Regions from separate parts of the Homo sapiens genome. Here all the other regions are linked to region 1. Evidence: chromatin loops called from intact Hi-C (ENCODE). Cell type or tissue: PC-9. All regions are shown on one strand. Links, peaks and the distances in the headings refer to the core of each region. The heading gives the core; the rest is flanking DNA. Region 1 overlaps PDGFRB (platelet derived growth factor receptor beta). Region 2 overlaps HMGXB3 (HMG-box containing 3). Region 3 overlaps HMGXB3 (HMG-box containing 3).

Region 1 (10,196 bases), core at 3,790-8,789:
GGTAAGCCCTGACTGAGGAAGCCTTGGTGATGCTGCCGGGAAGGTGACAAACAAGAATCCCAGATTGACATTACCCCTTCCTGTGGCAGAGGAACTTTGAGAGGAGTTTGCATGACAGCCCAAGGATTAGGAAACTCTGAAGAAATGTGTGGGCCATGTCACACTTCACATACTGAGAGCCTAGTTTTCATCTCCCTGCCTGACTCCTGGACCCTGGAACCTCCAGACCCCAGGTCAAGGACAGCTTAGCCCCCACCCTCCTGCCCAGTTAACCCCAACTGCAGCCCATGCCCTGGGACCCAGGAGGTTCCCCACCAGAGAGTGGAGTGGGCCCAAGCTAGGAGCCAGGGACCCAGACAGAATAATGGCAATTTGGCAACTGGTTCCTCTTTGACCCTGGACCACAAAGGTTCGACCACACCTATCTCTAGGCCTGAGGATTGAGCTCTAGTGTCTGAATTGGAGTACTATGGGGTATTTGCTCCCATTACTATTGCAGCTCCATAGAGCAGATCAAGGCCATACCCTGTAGCAGGGCTTACAGGGGCCTTTGCAATCTGATCTCTGCCTCTTCTCTCTCCATCCACCCTCCCTGCTGTACTGAACACTTGCAGCTCCTGCATACACCCCCACACTCCTTCTTCCTGTTCCACATACTTCTGCTTCCACCTGGCCCATAAGCCTCCCTTTGCCTGACTGAGTCCCTGTCTTATAGTCTCTCGTGGCTCCCTGAGTTTCCTGGCACTTCTCGCTGTCAACAGAAGCACAGTTATGAGAGTGGTTATTGGTGTGATGTCATTCTGACCCCTTTGTTCTGCAGCAGGAGTTTCCTGGTAGGGCCAGTCTCCCTTCCGGTCTTCTTTATACCCTCTACACCTGGCCCTGCCTGGCAGATGAGTGCTCAGTCAATGCCAGATGCATGAAGAAATGTATAAACAATCCAATGAATGAATGAATAAATGAAGAGCAAGGAGAAGCTCTCCACCCTCCAAAAGCAATTTATTCAGCAAATGCTTCATGTGTCAGGCCTTGTTCTGGGCCCAGGAAGGCCAAGGCTCAGAGCACTTTCCTGCATGCAGGGACCTCACCGCCTGGTGGGAGGTAAGGCAAGTAGCTAAGTGGTGTTATACAGTGCAGCTGATAATATCTGACATCTATGGACATTAACATGATTTGTCATCCAATTTGGAACCTTTGAGACTGGAAGGGGTGCTATTAATAATTGCATTAACACAGGGGCATGAAGAAGGACTGTTCTGGTTGATCCATTGGGCACACTCTTCATGCCAGTCTCTGGACTGAGCTATTTGCACAGATCATCTCATTGATTCTCCCAGCCACCTTAGGGGAAAGCTGTAATTACTCCATGTTACAGATGAAGAAAGACAGGCTCAAAGATGGTAAGTAACCTGCCTGGAGTTAAACAGCTAAGTGGCAGAGCTGGGTTTTAAACCCTGGAACCCAGAGCCAGAGCCCACATGTTCAACCACTGTCTTTCATCAATGGCAGGGGCTCTCAGGAGGATCGAGGGTAAAGGGGAACAGCCTAGGCTTTGGAGCCAGATAGACCAGGAATTCATTCCCCACTCCTAACCACAGCCAGGTCCCCGGCCTTTCAAGGCCTTGTTTCTTCATTATGTAAAATGGGGAAGGGGCTATTGACTCAGATCCAGTGAGACAATAATGCAGGTGAAGGGCATGCAACAGATATTTCTCAATCACTGTCCCTGGCCCTGGGGACATGGTGGTGAACAGGTCAGCTGTGGTCCCTCCCTTCTGCAACTCACAGCCTATTGTCAGAGCCAGGAGAGGAACCAGGCCACTGGGGGAGTTGCAAGATGTCCTGGGATCACCGGAGAGAAGAGTCAAGGAAGGCCCTATCTGAGTTGAGAGGAAGTGAGAAGGGTGAGGAGTTGGGGGAGAGATACAGGGAGGAGGAAGGAATGTTCCAAGAAGGAGAAACAGCACAGTAAAGGCCTGGAGGCGTAAGAGTGCACAGGGTATGGGAGGCTAAGAATGCTGAACAGATGTGAGGGCCCATAAGAGGCACAGACAAAGGAATGCGAAGAGAAATCATTTTCAGCTGAAGAATGAGGAAAGCTTCTTGGAGAAAGTAGCTTTTGCTGGGCTGGAAGCTTGAGCAAGACTTTGACCTTCAGCTATAAAAGACTGGGCATTCTAGGTGGTGACGGTAGCACCAAAAAAAGGGGCAGAGGTCAGGAAGCTAGTGGCCCACACAAGGTGGATGGACCTTGGAGGGCAGATGTGGGAGAGGCAGTAGGAGAGGTTGGAATCAGATCAGGGAGGGCCTTAAAGATTCCATGAAGGAGTCTCGACTTTGCTGGGCCACGGGGAGCCACTGAAGATGTTTGAGCAAGGGAACACCAAGACCATCACTATGCTTCAGGAAGATCAAGAATGAAAAAGAAAAATTTTCAGATGTGGAAGCTTCCCTCTTGTCTCTTCAGAGGGGAAAAAAGGGACTTAGAATTCTGTGATTTTCCAGAAACTGTGTTACTTCCCCATGTTTGTGACTTTTCTAGTTCCTGCAGTGAAGACCCACAAAATCTAAAACCAGAGACTGTGGATCTGCAAAGGGGAGCTGGGCAAGGGCAGCCTGCTGTGAAGCCCTGCAGGAGAAGGCGAGGAGCCCTGAGCAGGTGGGGGGTGGGAGCTGCTGGAGAGGGCAGACCTGTATGCCAAGAACATGTGGGTGAGGGAAGAGCCAGCTGGGAGGGGGTGGTACAGGGAGACAGTTCGGCTTCTGTGATGTCCCCAGGTCCCTGCCCCAGGCCAATGGTCCCTCGCCAGACCCCTACACAGTGGTGGCAGATTTTCTTCCAAGCTGTGGGAAACTTTCATGGCCCAGAGCGGCCCCAGAACCCCATCCCAAGGAGAAGCCCGCCCCCCCCCCACCACCCAAGAAATTCCAGGAGCCACATTCTGTGTAGGCAGCTGGCCCCTGACCCCAGGGCTCAGCCTGCTGGCCACTCTGAGATCTGGAACTGGACCTAGACACCCCCGGGGAAGGTAGGAGCAGGGAGGCTGGAAGGCAAGAGCCTCCCTGCAGTGACTGTAGCCAAGCCACTTGATGGCTCTGAGCCTCAACCTCCTCATCTGGAGGCTCCTCTCACAGGCTAATCGTGAGGATCCGATGGGACCACTGGTAGGAGCACACCCTACACCATGAGGGACTGGGGCAGAGCAGGGCGGTGAGGGAAGGCTGGGTTTCCCGACGGGTGGGATGCCCTGTCTAGATGTGGGATGATGGATTAGTAGAGCTGCAGCAGCACTGAATGGCACTGTGGGAAGCTTCCTGCCTTGCCAAGTCCTCTGGGTGTTTCTGGTTATGCCAAGGAGAATGTTTCAGCTTGGCGCATTTCTGTCTTCAACTCTTCTCTGTCACCCACTTATGACTTTTCTCAATAAACCAAAGAGGGTCCATACTTCCTCCACCAGTCCAGAGTACTTAGCTAGAATTAAATAACGTTGTTTCTGTTGTTTGTATGTTTGATTTTCTCAGCCGCCCAGGGCACTATATGTACTTAAAAGGGAATTTTTAGACTTCAGTGACATTTTAAATGTTTATTCTCTTTACTCAACAACTCAATGTCTAGGAATTTATGCTATGGAAACAAATACTTAAATATGCAAAAACAAACATATTTTATAAATAATGGCCATTGTAGCATAACTTATAACTCTAAAAAATGGGAAATAGTCCAAATGCCCCTCAGTAGGAGATTGGTGTTAAATATAGTGAACCCCAAGTTTCTCTTCAAAGAATCAGTATGTCAATATGTTCAGCTCTCTTATTCTTTGATTCTCCATTTTAAAGTTTAACTTCCTGGATCTCTTCGCCCCCTTGCTTCTGGTTTCAGTAAACAACTTTCCCACCAGTCCTAATCAGTTCACATCTGTTCCCCTGGTCACCTGCTTTGACCTGAGTCACCTGCTCCATCCTGACTCATCCTGAGCCACCTGTTCGTATCCACCTTTCCCACCAAACTACTCACCCCGGCACTCCAGCTCATGCTCCTGCTCTTTTTTTTCAAATAGCCAATTGGAATTAGCTTAGACTATGCGGTCCAACCCTAGCCAATAGGGGAACAATGCAGCAGTAGAGGCTGCCTGTGTCAGGAATAAGAACCTCTTCCCCTCCCCTGTCAAGGTGTGCTCTCGCCATTGTTCCATCTGCCAGGAGCACCCTCTCTGCAGAAAGTAAAAATTGCCTTGCTGAGGAAATTAAATTTATGTTCGAGTGCTATTTCTTTGTGGCACTGGGGAACAAGCATTTTGCATTTCTGACATTGGTTAAATAATGTCTGGCACAGGCTTGCTTTTAAACTATGTGCATCTCTCAAAATGAATGCATTAATATCTGTATTTCCCATGGACCTATGAGTATGCCCATGATATATTGTTAAGTGAAAAACAAAAAGTTGCACAATGACAAATGGGAGTTTTGTTGAAGATTATAGCTATATTCTATGTAGATAGGTACAGATACAAATATTAGTATGGATATAAAGAAAACAACTTTGAAAAATATAACTAAACTATTTATAGTGAGAGGCAGAATTTCAACAAGATAAATTTGTACCACAGAGTTGCTGAATAAAGAGAATAAAGATTTAAAATGTTACTGCATTTAACATATAAAAATACTCAAAGAAGACCTTCTCTTTCTATATTATGTATTTTGGTAATGGATTTTTAAATACAGGCATATATGACATAAATACTTGTATCAAGTAGTTTTTTTTTTTTTGTCAGATCACAGGACCTTATTAAGATGGAATCACTGCTAATTACATAGAAGCCACTTGCCTAAGCCAGAATCCATGAGGTTCACGTGAAGTTATAGTTGCACAAATTAGAAACAAAAGGCATATTCAAAGACAGAAGGAAATATCCTGATGCCCATTAAAAATAATTTTTAATTGCAAAACCGAACATTATAACTAAAATAAAAGGGGCCTGTTAGAGACGGTGCCCTGATTCAAAGAAGAAGGGACGTGAATGGGAGCTGTGAGACCCTCATCAGCTGCAGGTCAGGGCCCCGGCAGAAATAGCTCCTTTCAGTCTTTCCCTCTTTTTCCAGGAACAAGAACCCCGGCCGTGAGTGGGGTGGCGGAAGAATTGTGCAGTCCAAGTGGCTCATCTGTCTGGGAGGAAAATCCCAGCTCACCCGTCTTCCCTGGGCCCGCCTGAGGGGAGAGACTGGGAGGCAGGAGCCCAGCAGGGGCTGACCTGTGGTTACCCCAGACCCTGCCTGCCCTCTGCACAGGGGCCTGAGAGGCCCAAGCCCTCCCACAAATGAGTTTTTATTATTTTTCTCTAGCTCTCAGATGATGTTAGCTTTCCTTTCTCATCCAGTCCTTTCCTATCCTTTCTCTTGGGGAAACACAGTACCAGAAGGTCTGGAGACAGAAGATAGGAGTTTTGTCGCAGGCTTCCCCAGTCCCTAGCTCTGCAAATTTGGGTGGGTGCTTTACCTCCCTGAGTGCTGACTTGGGAGTCAGTCTGACCTGGGCTCCTCTCCCATCCCTGCCACACTGACCAGATGATCTTGGGCAAGTCACTTCAAAACCTCCCTGAATGCACATTTGATTTGGTTTGAATGCAAATCAAAATTGTGAAAATAAAATAAAATTTCAGGAGCTCCCCAATTCATTATGCCAATGGGAAAAGTTAAGCCCTGGAAACTGAGTCACATCACAGGACTGCTCTCTGACCATTGCCTCTTGATTTTTGTGTTGAGAATGTTATACTTTAACCGGGCTCCCCATTCTTTATTCAAACCTGGACTAAATGACACGCTGGTGATCATTACCTCTTTACAAATGAGTGTTAAGCAGCCCCCTTAAAGTGTAGTCAATAGTAGCCAATCAAATCTTGTAGCTCTACGTTAACCTTTGTATGGAAAATGTAATTGTGTTACCCACCCGTTTCTGGCTATATAAACCATCCTCACCTTGCCCCACACAGGGAAGCACTGATCACCATTCTCTGGTTTTCCTGTTTCCTGACGACTACCCTCACACTTTGCCCTTGAATAAACTTCTTTAACTAGAAAAACAAAAACAAACAAAACAACAACAGCTTGGACTGGTGTCTCATCTGTAACATGGGATAATAGTAGGACTCAGGTCACTGGGCTTTTGGGAGGGTAAAATGAGCTAATGTGTGTGAAGCAACCAGACAGCCCTGGGGCATAGTAACTGTTGGATAGTGGTAGTCAGATTTTTATCAACCTTTGTCTTAGTGTGGCATCTAGCTCCATTTATCCCTGGGGAAACTGAGGCCTGATGTGGTGTAATCCACTCAAGTTCCCATAAGGAGCAGGCCTGAGACACAGGGAGCTGAGATCTTCTGACCTCCAGACAGAGGCTTTTGCACCAGCAAAGATAATCCCTGTCTGGAATGTGGGCTAGTTATTTTCTTTACAAGGCAGATCCGGGTATCACCTCATTCAACTCCTGCCACAGCTAGAAGAGAAGTCACAGGCTCTGGGTGTTTTCTGAAGCCAGGATCCCTGGGATGGTGGGCTTTGTATGGCCAGGCCTTATAGCCGTCGGGTATTTTCCCTGGTGTGGCTCAGCTGCCCCTGAGTTGGCGGCTGGGCCTGTGAGTCAGAGCTGTCCCATGGCTCCATTCTTTTCCCCACTTGAAGCCACAGCCCCAGACTCCTGGAGGCAGTCCAGGGAGGCCTGTGGTTCCAAAATGAGGTCCTTCCCGCACCCACTCAAATGAAGATGCCGTTTCCCCAGCTCAGAGAGAGCAAGGGAGGGGCTAAGGACACACAGTGATGGATCTGAGGCTGACATCTGGTCCACCTCAAGTGAGCCAAGTACAGGACTCTGGGCCCAGGTGGGAGGGCCCTAGCACTCTGTCCCCTGCCCCCAGCAACCCTATTGCCCCTGGCCCTGTGTTGCTGCCGGGGTCCCACAGGCCTGGGCTCGGCAGGAGAGCCTATGACTCATGCCGGCCCCACAACCCCTGAGATGCTGCAGCCGTGAGGGGTCTGGGTCCTGCCAGGTCTACACCTCTCTGCCCTCAAAGCCACAGCCTGGTCGCCACCCTATTCCCTCCCCTGTCCTTACCCTGGCCGCAGTTCCCTCCGCTTCCTCTCTTCCTCTTCCTCTTCCTCTTCTCTCTTCTCCACCTTCTCCTCACTTCGTGCTCTCACGCTTTTGGACACTCTGTCTGCCCTTCTCCTACCTGGGGCCTGATCATGACTCACCTGGACCTGGAATCTGGGCTCTAGCAGCTGCCTGTCACAGAGCACGCCGGCCTCAATCCGGGCCTGTGGGCGGAGTGGAGGGGAGGGTGTCCCAGCTGATAGCCAAAGCCAAAGCACATGGTGGAGGCAGTGAGACGCCTCAGCACCAGAGCCTTGGAGCAGCCCTGCAGCCCCACACCCTCCTGCCCGACTCAAGGCCAGGCTCTGTGGAGCCAGAAAAGCCTGCTCGCTTCCCACCTTGGGAAACCAAGCCCAAGGTCTAGGCCCCCCAGCTTCCAGCGAGGGGTGGGAGAGCGAAAATCCCCACTTTACAGATGAATGAAATGAGACTCAGAGCTGAAGGGACCTGTCTGGGGGTCTGCGTCTGGGTGAGCCTCATGTGCCCCACTCCACACTCCCTATGGGCAGGAACCCAAACCCGAGAGAGACCACAAAGTCTGTGAGTGAGAAGCACCAGGTTTAATATTAAAATCTTTCCCTTAAAAAAAAGTACACAGATAGAAAAACTCAACAGCATACAAAATAGCATTTCTGCTGTATAAATGTGAGTTAACGTGAGTCCTAAAAATATTTGTAAACCTAGGTGATTATATCTTTGGTACCGTATTGAGAACCCACTCTCCCTCCTTGGACCAACTCTGGGGATCCCAGGGAAGTAAGGTGCCAACCTGCAATGCAGGGTTGGTGCCCAGAGGGGTTGAGCTTCCTGCACCCCCTTCCCAACCCTCCCCGTGCGGGGGCGTCTTGGCTACAACCCTGACTCCCCTGGCACCTCCAATGCCCACTGGGCTGGGGACAATGAGATGTCACTGCTAGGTCTGGGCAGTGACAAAACCATACCCCCATGGAGCGCTGCCTCAGGGATGGGGCAGCTGGTGGGTGAGGGGCAAACCTCCAAAGCGCCCACCTCTCACATCCTTCTTGGGGTACCCATCTGAAGCTTCTTGTCTTTTACAAGACATAACTGTCCTCACTGTCCATTCTGTCTTCGACGCAGACCTCGGCACAGGTGCTGGAGTGGTGGGCTGCAGGAGGTGATCTCATTTGCCCTCTTTGTCCCTTTTGCCCAGGATACCCCCGGAGGTCATCGTGGGTAGTGAAAGAGGTCCCGTGGTCTTCCCATGTCCCTGGGGCAGCTGCTGGGGGCTTTCCAGGACACCGGCTGTCACTCTAAGTCAAGGCCTGTGCAGCTGTGTTCTTGAGACTTGCTGGGGGCCTGGGGAAGGGGCATGGTTCCTGAGTCCCCAGAGTGTGATGTGTGATCTGGAATCTCCCAGGAGCCCAGCTGACCCCCAGGATGGAAGTTTAGGGTATATGGCCTTGCTTCATCTGGACAAATGTGCAACCACCTGGAATACTCTAGAATGTTAGTGCTGGCAAGGCACTCAGAGTTAATAAGTCCGACTTATTCATTTTTTGAAGGGGAAACTGAGGCCCAGAGAGGGTGAGGGATTCCTCCAAAGCCTCATAGCAGGTCCAATGCAGAGCCAGGGCCATATACTGGCACACACACGTGGCCACTCCACACTGGCACATTTACATTCTCATCACAGATGCGGGGCCCGTCTGGCCTTCTAGACTCTGGTGGATGGATTAAGACTGAGGGTGATAAAGAAAAAGCCCCAGGACTGATGGGCCTGAAGGACAGGGACACAGGCACTTGCTATGGCTGCGTGTGCTCCAAGTGCCCTGGGCAAGGGCTGCAGGCTGGGGGTGTCCTGTACTTGGCTCAGCCTCCAGCATTAATTAGGCTGCCTAATGGCCCCAGACCAGCTCGGGCCAGGGAACGCAGGGACTGGCATCATAGGGAGGAGACTGGCTTTCTTCTGGATGAGGCAACACTGCTCAAGGCTAGGCCCTAGCTCAGCCAGCAGCCAGGGAGGCTAGGGTCTCTTCCCTAGCTCCTGGGTGGATAAAAGTGCGAGGAGAGAGCTATGATTCCTTGAGGGGTAGCTGGCTGAACAGAAAAAAGTTAATTTACCACCTCAGTAACTCCAAGAATCTTCCCAGGGAGGGATTCGGTCTCCCCACCTGTCAGCCAGGGAGAGAATCCTAGATTCTGGGTCATCAAGCCTAACTTTCCCATTTTACATATGGGAAAACTGAGTTCCCTGGGGGAACCCTGGCTCAGAGTCAGTTGGCCTCCCTGGAGGCAGAGGGCTGGTCACGGCCCCTGCAGTTTTCTTGCCTCCTAAGCCAGCCCCAGGGTTTGGGGCACAACACGTCAGGAGCAGAAAGCTTCCAGAAGGGGACAGCTGATAAGGGCAGCCTGGCTGACAGGAAGCCCGGTCAGGCCAGGCCAGGAGATGCTGGGTGCTGGCAGGGGGGGAGCTTCAGGCAGGGCAGGGTAGGGGCCAGCCCCCTACAGGAAGCTATCCTCTGCTTCCGCCCGAGGCGCAGGGCACCCCGAATCCGGCAACTGTTCCAGCTCTGGCTCCGGCTCCACCTGGAGCTCAAGCTGGGGCTCTGGCTCTGGTTCGTCCTGGGGCTCCAGGGGGCTGTCACAGGAGATGGTTGAGGAGGTGTTGACTTCATTCAGGGTGGAGCTAGAGGAAAGAGGCAGTGAGTGAGGGGCTAGGAAGGAGCCCAGGAGGATTCCAGCAGCAGTCATGAAGAGCCTTCGGTGTGTCCACCCCTGCACCGTAGGCTTCACACACTCCGGCTCATTTAACTCTTGTGAAAACTATGCAAGGCCTGCACCGTGAGGAAAGTGTGGCTCAGAGAGGTTATATCACTGCCCCACTTCACACAGCAGGGAAGTGCAGGAGCTGGAACTTCGGAGCAGGGTCAGCTGGCTCCAAAGCTCGTTTCTCACCCACCAGCATCTCCCTCCTCTGCACTCCTAAAGGTGTATGCTATCTCATTTAATCCTTGCAATGACCGCCTAATAGAAGTACTTTTACTGTTTGTATTTTACAGAAGAAGACACTGGCCGGGCGTGGTGGCTCACA
Region 2 (7,598 bases), core at 2,599-7,598, 62 kb before region 1:
TTTAAAGTTGTGGTGCAGAGTTTTGAAGAGCTGTCCTCCATCTTACATAGCAGGGGCGCACAGCTCATTGTCAGCCTTCTGGGATACACACACTGAGTAGCAGAACTCCTATAAAAAATGCTGATAAGGCTCCATCCCCAAAGGTTTTCATTGAGCAAGTGTAGGGGCAGGCCAAGGAATCTGCCTTCAAAACAGGCCTCCCAGAGGGTTTTGCAGCTAGTTTTATGGATTAGACATTGAGAAACCCTGGACTAGCGGGTAAGAGGATAGGTTTCTAACAGCTTGAGTTTGATTCCCAGCTTTGCCACTTAGCTGTGTGACCCTCTGTCAGGTCCCATCATTGCCCTAAGCCACTGTTGCTTCTTTTACAAAGAGGGTGCGATAATAGCTACCCACTTCCTAGATCACTGAAGATAAAGTGAGCTAATGCGGTTAGAGTGATAGCCGCCTTTTTTAACTGTAACCCATAGTGAGAAATACATTTTGTGTCATGACGCAGAATGATATTCGTACATATGCAAGTGTGTATAACTGAAACAACATTCCCAAAACAGTATTTTTCTTTATTTTCTATCTTATTTCATTTTTGAATTTTTGGATATGACCCACTCAATTGATATTGTAATCACTTAATATGTTGTGATCCACTGGTTCTCAAACAGTGCTTCCTAATATTAGATATTGAGGCTGGGCACGGTGGCTCACGCCTGTAATCCCAGCACTTTGGGAGGCCCAGGCGGGCGGATCACGAGGTCAGGAGATCGAGACCATCCTGGCTAACACGGTGAAACACCATCTCTACTAAAAACACAAAAAATTAGCCGGGCATGGTGGCGGGCGCCTGTAGTCCCAGCTACTCAGGAGGCTGAGGCAGGAGAATGGCGTGAACCCGGGAGGCGGAGATTGCAGTGAGCCGAGATCGCGCCACTGCACTCCAGCCTGGGCGACAGAGCGAGACTCCGTCTCAAAATAAATAAATAAATAAAAATAAAAAGATACTGAGGTCCACCTCATATTCCTGCTAATATTTTAAGGGCCCAGGCATCTTTTTTTTTTTTGAGACGGAGTCCTGCTCTGTTGCCCAGGCTGGAGTGCAGTGTTGTGATCTGGGCTCACTGCAACTCTGCCTTCCGGGTTCAAGCAGTTCTCCTGTCTCAGCCTCCCAAGTTGCTGAGACTATAGGCGCACGCCACCACACCACCACACCTGGCTAATTTTTTGTATTTTTAGAAGAGATGGGGTTTCACCATATTGGTCAGGCTGGTCTTGAACTTCTGACCTCAGATAATCCACCTGCCTCGGCCTCCTAAAGTGCTAGGATTACAGGTGTGAGCCACTGCACCCGGCCCCCAGGGATTATTTTTTTAAGGTGCCCCCACATAGTTCTCTTGTGCTAGCCAGGTTCAGGAACGTTGTGTAGAGGGCACTTTTAAACCGAGAGCTGCTGTTCTTTTCTTATTGATGCAGTCATGGTAAGCATCTGAGGTCTTGGTTCTGAAAAACCTTAGAAGACTGGATTAAAAGCTGACTTATTTTAGGGTTTTTTTCAGTGGCGGTATGCAGGATATCTCACTCAGATGTTCCAGGGCAGAAAGCCAGTTGTAATAGACTTCAAATATCTGCAGAAAGCGTGGACCTGACTTGAGTTCCACCTCTGCCAGCACTGGGGGAGGGCTTGGTGCAGAGCTGGCTTCCACTGTTTGCTGTTTTGTGGGCCTAGCCTTGGCCTCTGGTGACTGGCGGCAGCACCCTCCCACCAGCACTGTTGTCTCTTGCAGGCAGTGGCAGTGCCTTGGTGAGGCTGCTCCAGGAGGGCACCTGCAAGCTTGATGAGATTGGCTCCTACAGTGAAGAGAAGCTGCAGCACCTGCTAAGGCAGTGTGGAATCCCCTTTGGGGCAGAAGACTCCAAGGTGAGTGTCAAGGGCAGTGGTGGATATCGGGGCTTCTGGAGTAGGCTGATTGGTCCACTTTTTAGGTCAGGGATATGAATATCTGTGATGGCATCTGCCTTGGACACAAGGTGCTGGCAGTCAGGGATGCCTAGGAGATGGTCAACAGCTAGATGTGACATGTATGTGGGGCCTGGCCTCTAACAGTTCCTCCTGTTGAAGGTTGTGAGCCTAGGCTCTGGGGTCAGGAATCCTGGCTCTCCTCCTTACTGTGTGTGACCTTGGATAAGCTGCTTTATATTTTGAGCTTCATTTTCCTTGTTTGTAAAATGGAAATAACCAAAATACTAACCTTGTGAGATTGTTGTAAGGAATGCACTTTACACAGTGTCTGGTTACTACCTATGCAAGCTCTTAGAAAATGCCTACTGTTACATAGTGTATGTGTCTATGTGTTTTATTCATACATTATTTACTTTCCCTTTCATATTTCTGTGCTGTTGAAAATGTTATGCTTCCTTCAAGATCAGATTCAAATGTTAGCTCCCCTTTGATGGTTTCTTTGCCCTGTAAAAAGTGAAAGGACTCAGGCCTCAGAGTCTGGCAGCTTGATCAGCAGTCTGGCTGGCTTTGTCTGTGACCTAATCCTTTCAGGGCCTCCGATTGCTTACCTGTACCTAGAGGAGGTTGGGCTGATGAGGCTCCAAGGCCCGCTCTGACCCAGGCAGTTTATTCTTTTGCTTTGGGTGTTGGGTGAGTGTGTGATGCTGAGCACCAGCCGTGGTCCCTTAGCATTCGCCCTTATGTTTTTAATCTTGTCCTTCTACTCCAGGACCAGCTCTGCTTCTCCTTGTTGGCCCTCTACGAATCTGTACAGAATGGAGCTAGAGCTATACGGCCCCCACGTCACTTCACAGGTGGTAAAATCTACAAGGTGTGCCCCCATCAGGTAAGAAAATAACTAGGGGGAGCTTGGAGTGAATTTGCTAATGTTGAACTTCCCATACAGGGACTGATCCAGCTCAGTTTTGGGGGGCTAGACTTAGGTCACTGGGCAACCTCCGGCATAGCTGCCCACGGGTCAGGTGCTACCCCCTGGGCTAGGGAGGGAGGCTGGGTCTTCTGTCAGTATTTTTTAAGCACCCTACCACATCCTGGGCATCAGCTGTTGAGGGTATAAGGGCGAGCTTGTATAAAGAATGACAAAGATGTCGTTCCTCCCTAGTTGACCGTATATTTTAGTGGGGAAATAAAGTCACCACAGCTTGTGGCATTGGCTCTGAAGAAATTAGATAAGGGCCTAAGATAGAAAGTAACAGGGAGGAACCTGCTGTCTGAGGTGGCAGAGAAGACTGAGACCTGCAGGATAGGGAGGAGCCCATTGGTAAGCCAGGGAAGGAGTGTCACAGCCAAGGGACCACCAAGGCCGTGAGTGGGGAGACAGAGTGAGCTGAGAGGAGGGGGTGTTGGAGGGCTCCCCCGGGGGGCCAGATCACATAGAGCTCTCTAGGCCAGAGTAACAGTTCGTATTTTATTCTGACTGATGAGGGACCTTTTGGATGGTTTTGAATGGGAAATCTGTGGAAGGGTATGGACAAGGTGGCACTGGGTTAGCTCCAGGACAGGTTATGTACTAGATGACAGAGTGGGCCCAGGTAGATCTTGGAACGGAAACCCCCCCCCTTAACAGGTACTGAATGGGAGAGAGGTGGCTTATCAGAGCCTTCACTGAAGCACATGAGTCAGCAGGGGGATCTAGCTGTAAAAAGAGAATCCAGTTCCCAACTACTTTAACAGAAGCTGTGTCTGAAGGAGATGCTTAATGCTTCTACTCTGGGCAGATCAGAGCCTGCTCAGGGAATTGTGTTCATGCGACAGGGGATCATCTCATGAGAAGCAGCTGACAGCACGGGGAGAGCTGTAGATCTTGGGGGCTGTGATGGGAGTGGCATCACTTGGAGGTGACAGCCAAGTGGGTGTACCCAGAGTTGTGGAATGGTGCTTGGGGGGCCCTGTCAGTGGAGGTGTTTACTAGGCTACATTGTGGATTCCCATCTGGGCAACAAGCCCACTGGGGTCTGGTGGGGAGCTTGCTCAAAATACAGATGCTTAGACCCTACTTCAGAGACCTTAGTTTCTTAGGTTTGACCTCGGGCCCAGGCATCTCCATTCTTAACCAGCTCTTAGCTGCTGCTGCTGCTATGTAGCTAGCATAGTGAACTGGTAGGTGATGTGGAGAGAGTGGGGTTTTGAAAGATGTTCTGAGGTGCCTTTCAGCCTAAGTTGAGGACAGGATGCTCCCAGCTGTCTCTCAGAAGGGCAAGGATGAGCTGGTGACTTCATTTAAGGACAGAAGTAGGAAGGGAGCAGCATGCCATGGGCTCTGGCAGGATGGCCATGGCTTCGGCCCTGAAGCTGATTGCTCATCTTCCTGGGAAGAAGCGAGTGAGAACTGTACACTCTCTGCAGACTGGCTTCCTAATTAACCCTGCGCCCCCCACCCTTCATCTCCCAGGTGGTCTGCGGCTCCAAGTATCTTGTGCGAGGTGAGAGTGCCCGTGACCATGTGGACCTGCTTGCCTCTTCCCGCCACTGGCCGCCTGTCTATGTGGTAGATATGGCCACGTCAGTGGCCCTGTGTGCTGACCTCTGCTACCCAGAGCTGACTAACCAGATGTGGGGGAGGAACCAGGGCTGTTTCTCTAGCCCCACAGAGCCACCTGTGGTGAGTCACCTCCTGAGGAACTGCCATGTCTCCTCAAGCCTACCATGTCTTGCTCTGTCACCCAGGCTGGAGTGCAGTGGTGTTATCTCGGCTCACTGCAACCTCTGCCTCCCAGGTTCAAGCAGTTCTCGTGCCTCAGCCTCCCGAGTAGCTGGGATTACAGGCACACACCACCACACCTGGCTAATTTTTGTGTTTTAGTAGAGATGGGGTTTGGCCATTTTGCCCAGGCCGTTCTCAAACTCCTGGGCTCAAGCAATCCACATGCCTCAGCCTGTCAAAGTGCTGGGATTACAGGCATGAGCCACCACGCCCAGCCTACTCCGTAAGTTTTTACTGACCAAGCCCTCTGTTTGAGGCCACAGTATATCACTTAGTGTGCCCAGGATATCCCAAACCTTGTGTTAAAAGAGGTTGCCTTCCAGAGAAGCCTAGAAAGTTGCCACCTTTGAGAGTTATTGTGCACACTGACATATTAAAGGCCCCAGCCAGCCCTGGATTAGTTTAATTCACCATGTCTTACATTTAGTTGACCATGGATAACACTGTATGGCATGCCTGTTGTGATCTGAAGATACACTGGTTTAGAAAACACTCATCTTATCCAACCCTCTCCTTTTATTAAAAGGGGAAGCTAAGGCCCAGAGGAGGAAATGGACTTTTCCGGGTCCCACAGCAGATTAGTGGCAGAGCCCTTGTCTCTGTGTCTTGGTATATTGTACCAGACAGTATTTCTCACCAGTCATGTACCCTCCAAGGCCAGCAGGCCAGCCTTTGGCCTTTGCTGAAATAGATGTCAGAACTGATAATTAGGAAGAAGGGAAGAATAACAAAGGTTGAGTGCCCCAGCCAGGATGCATTATAGGAAGTGAAGGCCTCTGGCTTTGCCTTGGAGGAGTCATTATTGTCATTACTCCCTGGGGCTCACTGGCTCCATGAGCATGCTGGGGACTCCAGAAAAGTGTCTTAACCTCAGTCAGAGCCTGATCTTTCTGCTCCCCTGCAGCCACTGGCCTGAATGGACCGGGGGCAATAATAGCATAAGTAATCCAACATCTGTTCTGGAAGGTGGCCACTGTTACTGTCCCTGTTCTCACATGAGGAAATGGAGGCACTGGCGGGCAGGGGTTGGCCTAGGAGACACAGTACATGGTGATGTTAGGATTCAAAGAGGGCTGGCTGAGCCTAGAGTGTTCTCGTCACCAGATGGGTTCCACCTTAGTCATTCCTTCTTATCAAAATGCATTCTCATTTCTCTTCTAGAGTGTGTCCTGCCCAGAGCTCTTGGACCAGCATTATACTGTGGACATGACAGAAACTGAGCACTCTATCCAGCACCCAGTCACCAAGACTGCCACGCGGCGCATCGTCCATGCAGGCCTACAGCCCAATCCTGGTGACCCCAGTGCTGGGCACCACTCCTTGGCCCTGTGCCCTGAATTGGCACCTTACGCAACCATCCTGGCCTCCATCGTGGACAGCAAACCAAACGGTGTCCGCCAGCGGCCCATTGCCTTCGACAATGCCACTCACTATTACCTCTACAACCGCCTCATGGACTTCCTCACCAGCCGCGAAATTGTCAATCGTCAGATCCATGACATTGTACAGAGCTGCCAGCCTGGTGAGGTGGTCATTCGTGACACCCTCTACCGCCTTGGGGTTGCTCAGATCAAGACAGAGACAGAGGAGGAGGGTGAGGAAGAGGAGGTGGCCGCAGTGGCAGAATAAGCCAGGCTGTTGTACAGGGACTACACCATCTCTCAAGCCATAGTAAGGCCCTTGCCTGAGGCAGAGCTATCCAGGGGACCTGCAGAAGTGGTCTCCTGTGGGGAGGGCCTCTGACTGCTGGGACTGACCAAAGAGCTTCCATTCCCTGAGCATGGTGGGACCCAGGGTCCTCAGTTCTCAACCCTCCAGGGGTCAGGAGTGGTACCAGGAAACCTCTTCTGGCCCCGAGAGAGCACTTGGGGGACACGGTATGTTTAATGGAGGGGAGGCTGAGGGAAAGGCTCGTAGCTGGTGGGTTCCGTGGGGCCTGCGGTGTGGGTCAGGGTGGAGGTCCTGGGTGGGCTAAGGCGTGAGCCCCAGCACTAGGTGGGAAGGCTGCTGAGGTCTCTCCCACCCCTGAGGAGCCCTGGTTTCAGCCCCCTCAGTCTGATGAATTGCTTAGCCTGTTGCCTTTGACTAGGGGCCTGGGTGGCCTCATTAACTCTAGGGGTCCCTTTGGGCTCTTGATTCTCCCTGAAGGAGGGATGCATTTCTCTCTTGCTCTTCCTGTACCCACATTTGGGGGAAGCTGAGGAGGGAGGAACAGTCAGCCACAGCTCTCTTCCAGCACTGTCCTCTCCACCCCAAGCTTTGAGGAAGAGCATCCCCTTCCTCCTTTCCCTGGCCACTGCTGCTGCAGCCAATATCCTCTCTGGGCCTGGGACCCTCTCCACAGAGGGGATGTGGTCCCTGGTCATGACATAACCTAGCAGCAGTAGGAAAAACTCCCTTCTATGAAGGGGAAGCAGACTGGGCCATAAGGAAACAGCAGGACTGGCTCAAGTGCCCAAGGTTTGTTTAGGGCCTGGGAATTGGCCATGTGTTAATTTATTGAGTGGAGTAGGTGGCTTTTTTTCCCTCCCTCTTCCCCCAACAAGAATAAAGTTTATTAAATTATCTGGTTTTGGTGTAGCAGGAGTCAATTCCGTGCACATCGTATGGGGCACAGTGTGGTCAAGCTCCACAGCTGTGAGCTCGTCACTTCATGTGAAGGAGGGAAGGAAAGAAAGACGTTCCAGGGAATTTGCAGGTACTCATGTGGCACAAAGAACCAGAGGCTGACTGCATTAATGCTGTTAGTTTAATGTGGACAGAGACATCCCACGGCGTGACTGTTAGTTAGGATGAGTCAGCTTGGGGGAGTTTGTGCTTCCTGCTTGGTGTGGCCAGCCACATGCCAAGGTCCCCTGCCTTCTAGCCCAGAATGACGGG
Region 3 (10,196 bases), core at 2,624-7,623, 91 kb before region 1:
GGTTACATTTAGATCTATTATTATTTGTCTCATCAATTTTGTTCTGCCTTCTTCTGATATAAGTATTTTTTATGGATCTGCTTTCTTTTATTGGCTTATTAGCTATTGACTTTGTTTTGGTTATTTTAGTAGTTTCTTTAGGGCTAAAGTACATATTTTTAACTTATAAGTTTATCTTCAGAGATCTCTACTGAGATAAACAATATGTTGTAGATAATAAAGCTGCAATATTTTAAAATAGGAACAGCCTGCAGCTTTGACTCATGGAGAAACTGGTTATTTCTCCTGAGTCTTTATTCTCCTGGAAATTACTGTTCTTTCATGCTCTAATAAATGTCAGCCAAGCACTTCTAGAAAAGTGTTTTATGATTAATACTTAGGACTGAAACGTCATCCTTGAACATTAGCACTTTTTTTCCTAAAGTCATTTCTCTAGCCTACTTAACAATGTTAAGAATTTCCAAGTCCATGGTAATTTACTTATGAAACTAACCTATCTTAAATTTTTACTCTGCTTTCTTGAGGTGTTCAGAATGAGAATTATACATTGGCCATAACCTGAGAAAGGATCAGAGATGTTTTATATTCCACTATTAATAGTCTCTCACAAGCATGTAGAATCTAAGTGAATGTTTTCTCATTTCTTATCTCACTTTCTCAGCAAGACACGCCTATAAAATAGGAAGAACAGGCGATTTTACAGAGGAAGAAACTCAGGGCCCAAGAGTTAAGGTTCCTTACCACCAGGTCACTCAGTGTATTAGTGGCAAAATTGGAACCCAAAGCCTGGTCTTCCTCTTTTTGGTGCCATACCACTTCACGCTCATCCTTGACTTAATACCACTGTCATAATTGGAAGCCATAATTGAAGCCTTTTCCTTAGGCTTCCTTGCAGAGGTAGCTAATGGTAGTTTGGTGTTTCCCCAAGGAAGCTTTTTGCGTTTTGGCTGGGCTAGGGAAGCTGGGATTAATAGCTGAGTAAACATTCATATGTGACAGAACAAATATGACAGAGAAATGGGTTTTTTTCCAGCCTTAATCTAGAAGCGGAGCATGACTAATGAATGAGTCGTTTTTATTTGTAGCTGAAATATTATAACCCATAGTAATACATTTTGCTCAAAGGGAGATCAGTGGAGATGATAAGAGCCAGTGGCTATATATATTAATATGCAAATAACTACATTCTGTTGAGTATCAAAGGATAGGGCCTGGCTTATAGTCCTGAACTGCCCTTATTTTTTCAGTGACCATGGATCTATTTTTATTCTGAATCCCAGGTCCTTGGTTGTCTGAAGAATGAAGATGAAGCAAATTCTTTGAAGTATTTAGAGCCAGAGGGTGCAGCTGGATGCATAGAAGGAATGTTGGGCCAAGAATAGAGAAATATGGGTTCTAGGTCTAGCTCTGCCCTTGATTGATGATTTGAGGCAAAGCATTTAAACCTCAGTAGTAATAATACGTACTTAATACGATTGCTGAGAGTATTAAATGAAATATTGGTAAAGTGTTTAGCATTGTGTGGTGCCTAGCTCAATGCATAGCAACTATCACTTTCTTCATTCTTCTGGTACCTAACTGTAATGTTGGGCAATTGTCTTTCCCCATTTGAACTTAGTTTCTCCATTTCTAAAGAGTGAATTTGTTGTATTGTAGGACCTTTCCAACACTGACCTTTTATGATATGATTATGAATTGGTTATCTTTCCACAAGCTTGTGACCTCCTGGTGTTGCTGTGATTATAGTGGTCATCAGTCTGAGAGAGGTTGTTCTATTGATTCTGATGTGCTCTTTATTTACAGACCACTACATATACCCGCCGGGGCCATGGGACATGCACCAGCCCAGGGTGCTCCTTTACATATGTCACCAGGCACAAGCCACCTAAGTGCCCTACCTGTGGTAACTTCCTAGGAGGGAAGTGGATCCCAAAGGTAAGGTCCATTGGCTGTTGCTGCTTTGGAAGCCTCACAGAATAGACTTTCTGTTTGCCATTAGGAACAGGTGATTTTTAAAAAGTTAACATTTGTTTTTACTGTCTGACTATACAAGTAAATCATTTCCATTGTATATAGTTTGTTTAAAAAATACAAAAGAAAAATGGAATAAATTGTTATCCAAACTCATATACCATCCAAAGAAAAGCCATTATTAACATTTTGGTGTACTTCTTTCCAGTCTTTTTTTCTGTGAATAAGTTCTGTATCTGTTTTTTTCTTCTTCTTTCCCTTCTTTTTTTTTTCCAGTAGAGATGGGGTCTTCCTTTGTTGCTCTGGCCTCAAACAGTCTCCTGTCTCGGCCTCCCAAAGTGCTGGGATTACAGCACTGTGAGCACTGTTTTCCCTTTTATTTTTCTTTCTGTTTTTTCGTGGATATCTCCAATACTATAATATTTTGCTTTTTTTAATTTAACATATCATGCCTTTAAATAGTCTTCAAAATAGTACCTGTTTCATAATTTCCATGAACTACTACACCATGTTTATTTACTTGTTTCTGTCATCCCCCCGTCTGTATATAGAGATGTCTGTATCTATATGTCTTTAACATTTTTATTTAACACTCATCATCAGTTAACAATGTTTCTGTTTATGTCACATTGTGAGTTCCTTAATGACCTTGGTATCTCCCACAGCCTTTGCCCATAGAAGACACTCAATAAATAAATGAGCATCACTGCTGTGCCCTTCTGAAGTTCCGTTTAACATGTTGTCACCTGTGTATGCTTGGTGCGAACTAGATAAAACATATATACTTGCCACATTTTTTATATGAAACTATACATTTTAAGGGCTAAAATGGATGGAAGAGGCAGTAAATTCTCACCTAGTTCAGAGAGGAGAGACATTTATAAGGACTGAGACAGACAGGCAAGGTATTATAGAAGAGAGAGAGTTGAAGATTCAACAGAATTTGGGTGGGTAGAAAAGGAAAGAGAGGACATTATTTTAGTGAAAATGGCTTAGGTTAGGTTCGTGATTATCACATGTTTAACTCAGCATGGTCCAAACTTGTATGTGTAGAAAAACCTTGTATAGCAGCATACCTTAAACTTCTCTGGGGCAATTTTCACATCTCTTTGAGAAATACTGGGATGGTGACTTTTGCCCTCTGGATGAGTGTTTTGGCTTCTGGCTAAGTTCAGGGTAGCACTAATTCCAGGAGACAGGATAATTAAGAACACAATTCTGGAGTTAGCTACCTCAGTTCAGACCCCTGCTTCCCAAGGTTTTTAACTATGTAATCTTGGTCAAGACATTCTATATCTGTTCCTGGATTTAAGTTTTGTCTCATCTGTCAATGGAAGTTAGTACCTACTTCATTAGGGATGTTAGCAGGGTCAAATAAGATTATCCATATAGACTAAATGGCAGTTTCTGGTACATATTAAATCCTCAGTGAATGTCCTGCTATCATCATGATAGACATCAATGTAATTATTAGCCCTACTATTGCTCTTCATGTTGTCAGGAAGGGCCTAGTGCTAATGTCTCACAGGGGGTTTTGTCTAAGGCTCTTGTGCCATCTTCTCTGATGTGCCTCTCTGAAGCCATCAGTGTATTCACAATGTATTCCCCAAAAAGGCAGTTCTCTAACTGCAGTGGGGAGATTGAACTGGATAGTAGTCAGAATCTTCCTTGGCCTTTCTTGACCAATGCGAAACAGGTCTCAAATGACCATATTTCCTGTGCTTATACATGAAAGACTGTCAGTGATCACTGTGGGCTTATCCCTCCTTCAGGCTATTTTTACTTTGGCTTTTTCATTTCTTGTATGTGTGGCTTTCTTTTTCATTTCTTGTATGTGTGGTTTTTTTTCCACTTTGAAATAACTTTTTTTTTTGGGACAGAGTCTCTTGCTATGTTGCCTAGGCCCATTTCAAATTCTTGGTCTCAAGTGATCCTCCTGCCTCAGCTTCCTGAGTAGCTGGTACTATAGGCATATGACATCATACCATCATACCTGGCTTTAACTGAAACAGCTTTTTTTTTTTTTTTTGAAGATAGAGTCTTGCTCTATTGTCCAGGCTGGATAGCACGATCTCAGCTCACTGCAACCTCTACCTCCCTGGTTCAAGTGATCCTTATGTCTCAGCCTCCCGAGTAGCTGGGATTACAGGCATGTGCCACCACAGCCAGCTAGGTTTTTTTGTATTTTTAGTAGAAATGGGATTTCACCATGTTGGCCAGGCTGGTGTCGAACTCCTGGCCTCAAGTGATCCACCTGCCTCCCAAAGTGTTGGGATTACATGTGTGAGCCATGGTGCCCAGCCTGAAAAACTTTAGAGCCATGGTTCTCTTACTAAGATCAAGCTCATGGCATGAAAACAATTTTTTTCTTAGCTACCTTCCCCCATCTTGACTTGCTAAGTCAGAATTTACCAATGTGTTCTGCAAGGATTACCATGTCAAGAGTAGATACTGTGATTTCTAAAGCTTATAGAAACAGAATGAGTGTGAGAAGACAGGTAACATTTTACCATCAGTGCACTTAGAATTTTAGAAATAAATTGACTTTGATTATCAGCTACTTCAACTCTTTTGAGTTTCCAGCTAAGGAAAAATAGATTTTGAAAAAGCGACTTACTAAATTCACACAGCCAATTATCCCATTGCCTTTTCCACTAAACCACACTTCTCAGGCATTGCTGTGCTGTTTAGCTGCAGAATGTAAGACAAGCTTGTCCAACCTATGGCCCAGGATGGCTTTGAATGAAGCCCAACACAAATTCATAAACTATCTTAAAACATTGAGATTTTTTGTTTTTTAACAACTGGTAATCAATGTATTAAAATAGTTGACTTAAGCATCTGCAGTGGTGACTTGCACCTCAACTCCTGGCTCAGTACTGATGGAAGTAATTTGCTTAACAATCTCAGAAGGACTGTGCAAGTCAATTAGTTGCTTGTGGATTCTCCTATGGAAACATTCCTATGTCTTAGAACCTTGACCACAAGTTTTTCTTGTAGTGATTCTCAAAGTCTTGGTAGGCATTCGAACTGATCCTTTCACTGAGATTCTTTTCCTTTGCTCCTCTGATCAAGTCAGCACACATCTTCTCCAGGGATTTTATGTTGCAGCTCGTTAGAGTGATTTGAATTCGGTGAATTGCCACCTCCAGCTCCATGGGTGTTTTTCCGGTGTCTTTAAAAGCCTTGGCTGCAGCGGGCTTCCTGACCGACTTGTTCCTTGGCGAGAGAGAACAGCGGTGAGTCAGGAGCAGGAGCGGGCAGGAGCGGGCGGACCGCAGCTCCGCACCACCTATGACTGTGTCTTCCTCAAAGAGCAAAACATTATATTTTTTTGTGTGTGATTATTTTATTTTTATTTTTTTAGGCTCATCAGCTATTGTTAGTGTTAGTGTATTTTATGTGTGACTCAAGACAGTTCTTCCAATGTGGCCCAGGGAAGCCAAAATTGGACACCCCGATCTATTAATAAGATTTCTTGAATTCTGATTTTTGAGGCAGCAAGTATAATTTGTCTCTAAAAGCTCCAAGTGTGTTTGTGCCAGCCAGGAAATGACTCACCTTTTGTTGTATTGTTCTAGAGTTCATACTGGCTAAAATTAGCCCAAGAAATATGTGGCATAGTTCCCAATGAGTTGGATAAAACAAAAGATAGTATATAAGGCTGTTTAGCTCAAGGCTTCATTCTTAAGGCTCTCTGATGGCAGCAGTTGAGGTCTCTCTGAGCCTGCAGCCTCAGAGAATTTTGAAAGTAACATCTAAAATGAGTAGGCTGAGTTAATGAAATGTGAGATCACCAGGTAGAGTTGTTTTGCTCAGATTGCTTAAATTACCCAATCTTTCTGTGGTGATTTTTGTCTAAAATAGCCTACTTAGTAGGCAGTGTTTGCTCAAAAATCTTATCTCAAAAAATGAGTTTAGTCTCCTGTTTTTCTGCTAAATTTTCCCTCTCCTGCAGTAAATAAGCTCTGTGCACTTGACTTGGAATTTTTCTCCATGTTAACTCACTCTTAGGGGCTATTATGTGTTAGAATCTGAGAATGCTTTACCAAAGAGCTCTTAAGAGGTCACCTGTTACTGGCTCTTTTTTTTTTTTTTTTTTTCCAGACAGGGACAGGGTCTCGCTCTGTCACCCAGGCATGAATACAGCTCATGCAGCCTCAGCCTCCTGGGGTCAAGTGATCCTGCCACCTCAGCCTCTCGAGTAGCTGGGAACACAGGCACACAGGCTGCATACCACCATGCCTGGCTAATTTTTTTTTTTTTTTTTTTTTTTGTAGAGATGTGGTCTTGCCATGTTTCCCAAACTGGTCTTGAACTCCTGGGCTTAGGTGAGCCTCTTGCCTCAGTTTCCCAAAGACTTAGGATCACGGGCATGAGCCATGACGCCTGGCTGTTACCAGTTCTGAACTAGAAGTGCAGTATGCAGATGGCTTTGGAAATGTTGAGGGGTTTTTGGGTAGTAAGCGACTGGGAGATAAATCATTGAAATTTAGTGACATTGGCACAGACACTAAACTTTCTGTAATGTGCAGGGAGGTCCTACACACTATAGAATTAGGTCACCCAAAATGCTGTCTGGCTCCTGTTGACAAATACTGAGAGCCCAACCCTTTGCTATTTCATAAGGGGAAATGAGGATTCAATTGAAGCTTGCCTTATACCACATAACTAATTAGGAGTGGAGCTAAGCTTGATAGAACCCAGCCTTTATGTTTCCTAGTTTACAGTGCCCTTTATGATATACATGGTGGGTAGAAAACCTTTCTGAAGACAACCACTATTTAAAAACATTTTTAAAAGCGTATGTGTGTATATATAATACTATTATTTCCACTGCAGTGCTAATTGGATAAAAGCTAAGACACCAAGGACTTTTTAAAGCCAGGTCTAGCTGAAATAGCAGCTGCCATTTTTAGTGAGTTTGAATATTTGTAGCACATAATAATGCATGAGTTAATTTGATCCAGTGCAAAGTATGTGACATATGTGCAAGTCATTCTTAAGACTCTCCTTAAAGAATCTGGGACAAAAAACAGAATTTTTCCCAAAGGAGATGGGAAAATTTGAATCTGTCCACATGAGGTTGCGGCCACATTGGGATTAACTGAATCTCATAAAAGGACCACCAAGGTGAACAACTTAGGGCTTTTAGGCCCTGTATGGCAGTATGTCACCCTCTTTCTAGACACACAGAAGTAGCCTTTGAATAATGTAAAACTAAATGTAAACCTAAAAAATGCCAACATTTGGTTGATGAAACCTGGAGAAGCTTTTCAATAAGAATTCATTAGAAGATGAACAGTTTTATTCAAACGAAGGCATTTAATGCTATAGTGAAAGGAACCTGTAGCCAGAAAACTTAGATTCAGGCTAGTTTTACACTTGAGATCTTAAGTTAACTTCTTCCTTTCATGGACCTTAGTTTCCTTATTTATTGCCCATATGTTATTAAAAATGAGAGAATGTTTGTGAATGTCATCAACTGTAAAATCCCTTATGTATACAAGGTATTCTTATTTTTCTAGGAAAAGCCAGCCAAAGTAAAAGTGGAATTGGCTTCTGGCGTCTCTTCCAAAGGCTCTGTGGTGAAAAGAAATCAGCAACCTGTCACCACTGAGCAAAATTCCTCTAAGGAAAATGCCTCCAAACTGACTCTGGAGAATTCGGAAGCTGTAAGCCAGCTCCTGAACGTAGCTCCTCCCAGAGAAGTAGGTGAGGAGAGTGAGTGGGAGGAAGTGATCATCTCCGATGCCCATGTTTTGGTTAAGGAAGCTCCCGGGAATTGTGGTACAGCAGTCACTAAGACGCCAGTCGTCAAAAGTGGTGTGCAGCCTGAGGTCACTCTGGGGACAACTGACAATGACAGTCCTGGAGCAGACGTACCAACACCATCCGAGGGGACAAGTACCTCCAGTCCACTCCCTGCTCCTAAAAAACCTACAGGGTAAGTCAGTGTGTTTGTATAATATAGGGCTTTGGAAATGCCCCATGTTTCTTTTATCTCATGTCTGTACAGCATGCCTGAGAGAGGCAGCAGAGACCAGGCAATGGTTCCTGTTTTAGAGATACAGAAACCAAGGCCTAGAGATATATAAAGATTGTCCCTTCCCCCGGACTCTGCTATTCATGTACTGCTGTCAGATTACTTACACATCTCTTCTTGTCAGTCTCCCTAAAGCATTAATTAGAGTCTTGCTGGTATAGGCTCTGGGCAGTATTAAAACTATGAGTTACCAGTCCTGGATACTGGATTTGGAAAGAGAATCTTTATTAAAGCATCCTGTAGAAAGAGTTCTGGCCTTATAGTCAGAGAACTCAGTACTGGTTCTGACTGTTTCTGGCTTCTGTTTGACTTTGGGCATTGTCACTTCATGTCTCTTCACCTCAGTTCTCTCCTCTGAAGAATCTTGAGTTGGATATTAGAAAATCTTATCCTCACAGGCTGACTGTACAAACTGAAGATTGTATATAAAACATGCAACCAAGTACCTTGCAAGTCGGAGGAAGTCACTATCTTTTTCTCCCCTTTTCCTCCTTAAATGCTTAATTGGATTCTGTGTATATCCCTTCCCTGAGGAAGTTGTGTTCTTGTAACTGAAGACCCTTATTTGTATCAATGGTTCTCAACTGGTAACAATTGTGCCCGCAATGAACACCAGAAGCCAATTCCACTTTTAACTTTGGCTGGCTTTTCCTGGAAAAATAAGAATACCTTGTATACCTTGTATGCAAATATGTATGTGTGTGTGTGTATATATATTTTTCCCATTTTTTTTTTAACACAAATCATAGCACAACATACATACTTCTACATCTTGTTTTTTATTTTTATGTTTATTTTTATTGTTTGAGACAGGATCTCTCTTTGTCATTCAGTCTGGAGTGCAGTGGTGCGAACACAGCTCCCTGAAGCCTCATCCTCCCAGGCTCAATCGATCTTCCCACCTCAGCCTCTGGAGTAGCTGGGACTACAGGCACGCACTACCACACCTGGCTAATTTTTGTATTTTTTTTTTTGTAGAGATGGGGTTTTGCCATGTTGCCCAGACTGGTCTTGAACTCCTGGGCTCAGGTGATCCGCCCGCCTTGGCCTCCCAAATACATCTTGCTTTTTTTTGGGATGGAATCTCGCTCTGTCGCCCAGGCTGGAGTGGCGCCATCTCGTCTCACTGCAAGCTCCGCCTCCCGGGTCCATGCCATTCTCCTGCCTCAGCCTCCCGAGTAGCTGGGACTGCAGGCACCTGCCACCACGCCTGGCTAATTTTTTGTATTTTTAGTAGAGACGGAGTTTCACCGTGTTAGCCAGGATGGTCTTGATCTCCTGACCTTGTGATCCACCCGCCTTGGCCTCCCAAAGTGCTGGGATTACAGGCGTGAGCTACCGCGCCCGGCCCCATCTTGCTTTTTTTAAAAAAAATCATGTAGCAATATACTTTGGCGATGGTTTTGTATATTTAAAGGATGAAGCTGTGCACTTTAGACCTTTTGTTTGAGACACGTAAATCACTCTAGCAAATGTTTATTGAGGCCTCCTCTGTGGTATAGGCCATGTGCTCAACATTGGTGCTGCAAAGATGAAGCAAACATGGACTCTGTTCTCTAGGGTCTCTAAGCTGCTGTCATAAGTATATGCTCTAACTAGAGGTAGATTAGATGTTACAGCTATAATAGCGATTGGCATTACACGCTGTAGACATCGTTTTACACTTCTGTGTCTTCGCAATGACCCCATACTGTATAGGTAATTACTGTTCCATTTTACATATTAGAAACTTGAAGTTAACAGAAGAATGAAATTACTTGTCCAGGGCCACACAGCTATTTAGTGGTTGAATTTGAACTCAATCTGTCTAAAGCTTGACAGTTTAACCCCAATACTATCCTCTAAGAAAGCACTATGTAGAGATTGCGCTTTGGTTTTCTTCCCTTTGTTCCAGAATTTCCAGATTTCTCTTCTTATTCTTTTCAGAGCTGACCTGCTTACCCCTGGGTCCAGAGCTCCAGAGCTTAAAGGCAGAGCACGGGGCAAGCCCTCATTACTGGCTGCAGCAAGACCCATGAGAGCAATTTTGCCAGCCCCAGTTAACGTGGGGCGAGGCAGCAGCATGGGACTGCCCAGGGCCAGGCAGGCCTTTTCCCTGAGTGGTAAGGGCTGGGACATACCTGGGATGGAGGGGCTGTCTGACAGGAAAGGGACAGGAGTGGGGGGTTGAGAACGGACA

The links. Hi-C counts contacts between places; a loop is a spot of excess contacts. Peaks named below come from ENCODE experiments on the same cell type or tissue, not always from the same donor. Only the 100,000 strongest peaks of a DNase experiment are listed, where the experiment ranks them.
Region 2: a loop joins it to region 1, with 4 times the contacts of the local background. A loop is called at or near these places in 5 of 110 quality-filtered maps.
Region 3: a loop joins it to region 1, with 5 times the contacts of the local background. A loop is called at or near these places in 4 of 110 quality-filtered maps.

What each region holds. Positions count from the first base shown.
Region 1 is chr5:150,106,156-150,116,351 of GRCh38, forward strand. It overlaps PDGFRB (platelet derived growth factor receptor beta), which reads right to left. Exons shown (of 23, transcript NM_002609.4): 23 at 7,684-9,791. The coding sequence ends at 9,608. It also overlaps a transcript of CSF1R not described here. Among named protein-coding and RNA genes, the nearest start is that of CSF1R, 25 kb to the left of the region's middle. RefSeq lists a silencer at 3,891-4,185, enhancers at 5,231-5,743, 6,454-7,203 and a promoter at 7,115-7,893. In PC-9, for the core only: no CTCF peak of the experiment used is centred there; DNase peaks (open chromatin) are centred at 3,976, 6,186, 6,556 and 7,256; H3K4me3 peaks cover 328 bases; H3K27ac peaks cover 1,797 bases.
Region 2 is chr5:150,045,846-150,053,443 of GRCh38, forward strand. It overlaps HMGXB3 (HMG-box containing 3), which reads left to right. Exons shown (of 20, transcript NM_014983.3): 17 at 1,779-1,912; 18 at 2,724-2,840; 19 at 4,407-4,616; 20 at 5,880-7,283. The coding sequence ends at 6,347. It overlaps CSF1R (colony stimulating factor 1 receptor), which reads right to left. Exons shown (of 21, transcript NM_001288705.3): 21 at 7,450-7,598. Among named protein-coding and RNA genes, the nearest start is that of CSF1R, 37 kb to the right of the region's middle. In PC-9, for the core only: no CTCF peak of the experiment used is centred there; a DNase peak (open chromatin) is centred at 4,586.
Region 3 is chr5:150,016,763-150,026,958 of GRCh38, forward strand. HMGXB3 (HMG-box containing 3) reads left to right here. Exons shown (of 20, transcript NM_014983.3): 6 at 1,804-1,935; 7 at 7,500-7,918; 8 at 9,944-10,119. It also overlaps the pseudogene RPS20P4. Among named protein-coding and RNA genes, the nearest start is that of HMGXB3, 21 kb to the left of the region's middle. In PC-9, for the core only: no CTCF peak of the experiment used is centred there; DNase peaks (open chromatin) are centred at 5,189 and 5,579; H3K4me3 peaks cover 1,952 bases; H3K27ac peaks cover 3,963 bases.